2 separate regions of the Homo sapiens genome follow, and region 1 is linked to region 2. The links are chromatin contacts, found by Hi-C in ENCODE. All regions are on one chromosome and are shown on one strand. Each heading gives the region's core, a stretch centred on a gene start or an enhancer-like site at or near the end of the contact. The rest is flanking DNA. Distances are from core to core; before and after follow the strand shown. Region 1 overlaps LRRC32 (leucine rich repeat containing 32). Region 2 overlaps UVRAG (UV radiation resistance associated).

Region 1 (2,700 bases), core at 199-2,698, 770 kb before region 2:
CTGGAAGCTCAGGGGCTCTGGGAGGACTGGAGGACATAGTCCAGACTTGGGGAACCAAAGAAGGCCTCTTGGCCCATCTAAGCTGGGACCCCAAGGATGAGGAGGTCTTTAGCAGAAGAGGAGAGGGGAGAAAGTGAAGGTTTGGGGCAGTGAAAATCTGCTCAGGGAACTGAAGGAAATATGAGGTGTCCAGAACCCAGAATGTGAGAGGGGACACCGGGGAAGCAGGCTGGAGAGCAGAGCTGGCCAGGCAGGGCATGCTCCCCAGTGGCCTGGAAGGCCCTGCCGGAGGGGTTTTCACTCAGTTCTGAATATGCTAACTTTCTAACGGGCGGTGGCGTTCTGCTTTTTAAACAGCAGAACAAAGTTTCCTGTGAAAGCACAACCTGTAATGCAGGTGAGAGCAGAGCAGCTGCAGGGGCAGCGCCTGTGGCCCTGAGGGGAGCCAGGGAATAGGGTTTACCGGGTCCGGCTGTGGTCTGTGCGCCTTCAAGAGAGATGGGATTCAGAGCAGCCATCTTCGTCCATAGCTCATCACTAGCGGGTTCCAACAGTCAAAGACACTGCCCTCAAATGCCCTGTGAATGCCTTTTCTCCTGCAGCATCCTTCAGAATCGCGGTTCAGCACTCACTGAGGGAGCACCCACTGTGGGAGGCCTGGGAGTGTGGATTTGAAGGGCACAGACCCAGGAGCCAGACTCACCTGGGCCGGTGGCTTGTTCACCGTGTGACCTCGGGCATAGTACCTAAGCTCTCTGAGACTTCTTTTTCCCTTCTGTAAAATGATGATGGAACCAAGTCATTGAATTTTTGTGAGGATGGAATGAGTTCATGCCTAGAAAGTGCTGAGGAGAGGGCCTACTGCATAATGGAGGCTCTGTAGGTGGCATCTCGTTTGATTCTCAACAAAAACTTGGCATGGCTGCCATTAACCTCAAATGAGGAGACTGAGGCTCAGAGAGGTGAAGCGACTTGTAAGATCACACAGCAGAAAGGTAGAGGAGACAAGAGGGAGCAGTCAGATGTGGGTGACTGTGCGCCTGGTGCTCTTGGAAGGCTTTCTGTGTCCCTCTTTAAGACTCTCTGTCTGTATCACCGTCACTGTCACTTCTTTTTCGTGTTCATTTGTTTTTTGAGTTCCCAGTTCCCAGCACAGAGCCAGACATGAGGAGGTATTCAGTAAAGGTGTGAATGAATGAATGAAATTCATGGGTGGATTTGTACATCCCTAGCACTTGGCTGATGTCCTTAGTGAGGGAGTGAGTGAGCCTCCAGCAGCACTGGGATTTAACCCTGCTAAGGGCCTGTGCGGTCCCCTTAGCCCCACCCCTGGCTGCTCTTAGAGGGAAGGGCTGGCCCAGGAGGCCGGAGTGTGGCTTCAGTGAAAGTACAGGGCCTGCCAGGCTGCTCCTGGGGAAGTCCGCAGAGCAGTGCCGGGGCAGCCAGGCCTCCTGTGGGACTTCCTGCCAAGGCCCGGGCCCAGCCCTTGAACAATGGCAAGGGCTCGAGAATCAGAGAATCAAAAGGAAAAGGGCAAAATAAAGGTGGGGGAGTGGGCAGAAAACGAGGAATTGCATGTGGGGACTGAAGAGCTGGTACGGAGGACTTGTGTGGCCTGGGTGGAAATGTAGTCAGAGGCCCACCCTCCAAACCCCCTCTACATCTCCATGCCCCCAGTCCCTGGCCCTGAGCATGGCCTAGGGTAACCCTTAGGGTCTGTCAGCCTTCTGTGCATCCCCTCCAGGCTGTCTTCCGCCAGGTGGGGTCTCTTGAAAACCCCCGTCTGACCAAGTCACCTGCCGCTTAAAACTCTTGCTTCCCCTGGGTAATGGGCGGCTCCTTGGCCTGGGTGAGAGGCCTACTATGATGGGCTGCAGGCCCATTTCCCACCTGGCTCTCTGCCCTGCTCAAAGCATCTTTATTCCAGCTCCAGCCGTGCTCTGGGGTTCCCTGAGGGCAGGCACAGAATGGGTGGGAGTGGGGGCTGGCAGTGGGAAGGAGCCAGTGGGCTTACAGTGTTCCCCTTTCCTCTCCGCCTTACACAGAGCCATGAGACCCCAGATCCTGCTGCTCCTGGCCCTGCTGACCCTAGGCCTGGCTGCACAACACCAAGACAAAGTGCCCTGTAAGATGGTAAGATGCTCTGCCCAGACAGGGTGAGGACCACCCCCACCTCCCTGCCCTAGGGTGTGCTAGTGCCCCAGCCCCAGAAGCCAGAAGTTAGAAGAGTCAGGAGAGGAAAGGGAATGTACCTTGCATTTAATGAGCACCTACTAGAATGTTTAAACACCTTATTTACCCACAGTCCTGCCAGGTAAGCACCATTATTCTCATTTTGCAAAGGAGGAGACTGAGGCTTGGAGAGATTGGGCCTTGTCCAAGGTCATTCAGCTGGGAACAGTGAGGCTGATATTACACTGTATTCCCCCAAGCTGTCCCCACAGAGCAGTAGGCCCAGCTAGGGGATCTAGAATATATATATATGTGTGGGGAATTTGGGGTAGGCCAGCTGGGAGGGGCTCCTCTGTGCTCATCCCTCTTGGAGACAAATCCCCTTCCAAGCTGGGCTCCTTGACTTGGGACTGCCCGCTGGAGTGCCTCTCACTTCTTAGTGCCCAGATCAAATGCTGCCATCTCCAGGAAGCCTCCCCAGCCCCTCCCAGGCTGGCCTAGTCTGATCACACCTTCCTCTGGGTTCCT
Region 2 (2,858 bases), core at 214-2,713:
GTGCAGTGGTTCACACCTATAATCCCTGCTACTCAGAGGTGGGACTGGGCAACAGAGTGAGACTCTGTCTCAATCAATAAAATGCTCTCTCACCCTCGCTTTTTTTTTTTTTCTGTCACATAGGCTAGAGTGCAATGGTGCGATCACAGCTCACTGCAGCCTCAAATTCCTGGCTCAAACAATCCTCCCACCTCAGCCTCCCAAGTAGCTTGGACTACAGCCATGTACCATGCCTGGCTAATTTTTTTTTTTTTTTTTTTTTTTTTTTGGTAGAGATAGTATTTCATTATGTTACCCTAGCTGGTCTCAAATTACCCTCACTCTTGACTGAAAGTTTACTAGAAACAATTAATAATTAACAGCGCATTGAAGACCTATTTCTTCTGGCATCTACTGCTGCTGATGAGAAGTCTGCTGTCAGCCTAATTTGTGAGTAATATTTCCTTTCTCGCTGGTAGCTTTTCAAATTTCCCCTTTTAGGATTATTCTTAAAGTTCTGCAGTTTCTCTAAGCTGTCTTTTCTCGGCCCTTTTTTTAATAGGGAGAGCCCCACTCAGCTTTTCGTGCTCATTTAGTGCTCATTTTACCCTGAAGAGCCCATCTTTCTGCCTACTTCTGGGCAGAGTGGCCAGAAGGCCCAAGTCTTCTGCTTCTTCCCACTTCTTTGTGTTTCTATTCCACTTCTGTTTGGGAGATGTTTATTGCCTTGGTTTCTTGTTTGTTTTAGGAAGGAATAATTCTTCTTTTTTTCTTTTTTTTTTTGAGACGGAGTCTTGCTCTGGCCTCCAGGCTGGGGTGCAGTGGTGCGATCTCGGCTCACTGCAACCTCCACCTCCTGGGTTCAAGCAGTTCTCCTGCCTCAGCCTCAGAGTAGCTGGGATTACAGGCACCCGCCACTATGCCTGGCTAATTTTTGTGTTTTTAGTAGAGATGGGGTTTCGCCACGTTGGCTAGGCTGGTCTTGAATGCCTGACCTTGTGATCCACCTGCCTCGGCCTCCCAAAGTGCTGAGATTACAGGCGTGAGTCACAGCACCCGGCCAGGAATATTTCTTTTACATTTCTCCGATTTCATCAATCCTTGCTTCTTGCTTGGTGCTGAGGAAGGTCTCAAAGTGTACACTTACAATGTCATCTTGACTGGAAACTCTGCTTGCGGCTTTGTTAAAAAAGACAAGGTTTTTTAAGGTTCAGTCTACATGTCAGGTGTTCATTTGAAAGCTGGTAAAGGGGGCAAGATCTGCTGAACTTATCCAATTAACAAAGCTCACTAACTGAAGGACAATAGGGGAAAGTACACCACTAATTACGATCATATATTCAATAAGCATGTACTGACCATCTGCTTTTGAATCGCAGCTCTGCTACTCAGGGAGCTGCGTAATTTGGGGAAAGTTACTTAAGTTCTCTGTGCCAACTTCCTCTTCTATGAAAGGCCAAGTGTGAGGTTTAAATAAGGTAAAATGTGTAAAGTGTTTAGAATAGTGCCAGCATAGAAGTGCTCACTAAATACTAGCTATTATTCCCGTTAGAGGGAAACACTTACTCTGCATTCCCATGTTCCCACACAGGAGACAAATGCCCCACTCCATTTCTCAGGAGAAAAGGTCATGAAAGGAGCATCTGCAGTTTCTCTGTGTCCTCCACTCACTCCTCTCCAGGACCAGCAGATGACTGATCTGATGGCTGGGCTTCAGAGATGGACCTGTGTGTGACTGGCTTAATTCTTTCCAGGTTCTCTCCAATCAGAAACAACCTGTCTAACCACGCATACAAACTTTGCTTCTGGCTTGGAGGCTCAGGCTTTGTTCCTATAAGAGGAAGACCTTGGTTTCACTTGTTTTGTTATTTTGTGGGGGAGGTTCAGTCCAAGAGGAAGTATATAGAAGGAATCGACAAGCCCTTTTAGTCACAGCAAACTCTTTTAGTCACATAATTTAAATCACATTTGTCCATCAGTTTTATTAGTAATAAAGCCAATGTTCTGATCTACATTTATCTATCACCTATCCTTTTTTTTTCTTTCCCCTCCCTGAGACAGGGTCTCGTCCATTGCCCAGTGAAGTGGCGCCATCAGGGTTCACTGCACCATCAACCTCCTGGTCTCAAGCAATCCTCCCGCCTCAGCCCCTCAAGTTGGTGGGACTACAGACACGTGTCACCACACCTGGCTAATTTTTTGTTTGAATTTTAGTACAGACAAGGTCTTGCTACGTTGCCCAGACTGGTCTCGAACTGCTGAGCTCTCGAACTGCTGATCCTCCCAGCTCAGCCTCCCAAAATCCACTGGGATTACAGACTATCACCTATATCTGAACTTGCTCCAAACTCAGGAGAAGAAAGGAGTATTAGTTATTGGCTTACTCAAAATCTCAACAGCTCTGAGGATTTGGCTATAAGGTTCTTGGGGTATTAAATACAATAATAGATGTGAAGCTCTTACAGTGTTTGATATACAGTAATGCTCAATACATTTTAGCTATTAATATTATTATTATATGTGCCAGATATTGTCCTAAAAGGTGAGTTATACCAGTTGCAGGAGGAACTTAATGTTGCAACAGTATTAGAACAGCTAACCCTGTACATGAGATATTATGAACAGCAGCAGTAGCAATCCCATAATTATTTCATTAAATCACAAACACTTTTACTAAGCAAACTGCATACCCCAAAAACTGTGGCAGGTGCTGGGAATTCAATATTATTTATAGAAATCTGTCCTTCAAAAGCTTACAGGCTAGAAAGGAAGAAAGACAAGCCTAGTTGCAAAGTGGTATATCCTATGTCAAAGGTATACATAGTATGTTGATATAGGAACTTAGAAGAGGAGAGCTTTGAAATAAAGAAAGAAAAATG

What was found. A loop is a pair of places that touch in the nucleus more often than their neighbours do. Pooled maps may share reads with other maps.
Region 1: a pooled map shows a loop between it and region 2 (2.3-fold over the local background). The contact joins two enhancer-like sites. A Hi-C loop is called at or near these places in 5 of 37 single-sample maps with no recorded cell type and 7 of 50 pooled maps.

What each region holds. Positions count from the first base shown.
Region 1 is chr11:76,665,304-76,668,003 of GRCh38, reverse strand. LRRC32 (leucine rich repeat containing 32) reads left to right here. Exons shown (of 3, transcript NM_001128922.2): 2 at 2,046-2,133. The coding sequence starts at 2,050. Among named protein-coding and RNA genes, the nearest start is that of LRRC32, 4.1 kb to the left of the region's middle. RefSeq lists enhancers at 1,062-1,121, 1,692-1,741 and a silencer at 2,604-2,663. Within about 2 kb of position 1,448, at least 13 of the 41 ENCODE cell types and tissues checked have a DNase peak (open chromatin) inside an H3K27ac peak, as active enhancers do.
Region 2 is chr11:75,891,081-75,893,938 of GRCh38, reverse strand. All of the region lies in intron 5 of UVRAG (UV radiation resistance associated), which reads right to left. Among named protein-coding and RNA genes, the nearest start is that of UVRAG, 77 kb to the right of the region's middle. Within about 2 kb of position 1,463, at least 4 of the 41 ENCODE cell types and tissues checked have a DNase peak (open chromatin) inside an H3K27ac peak, as active enhancers do.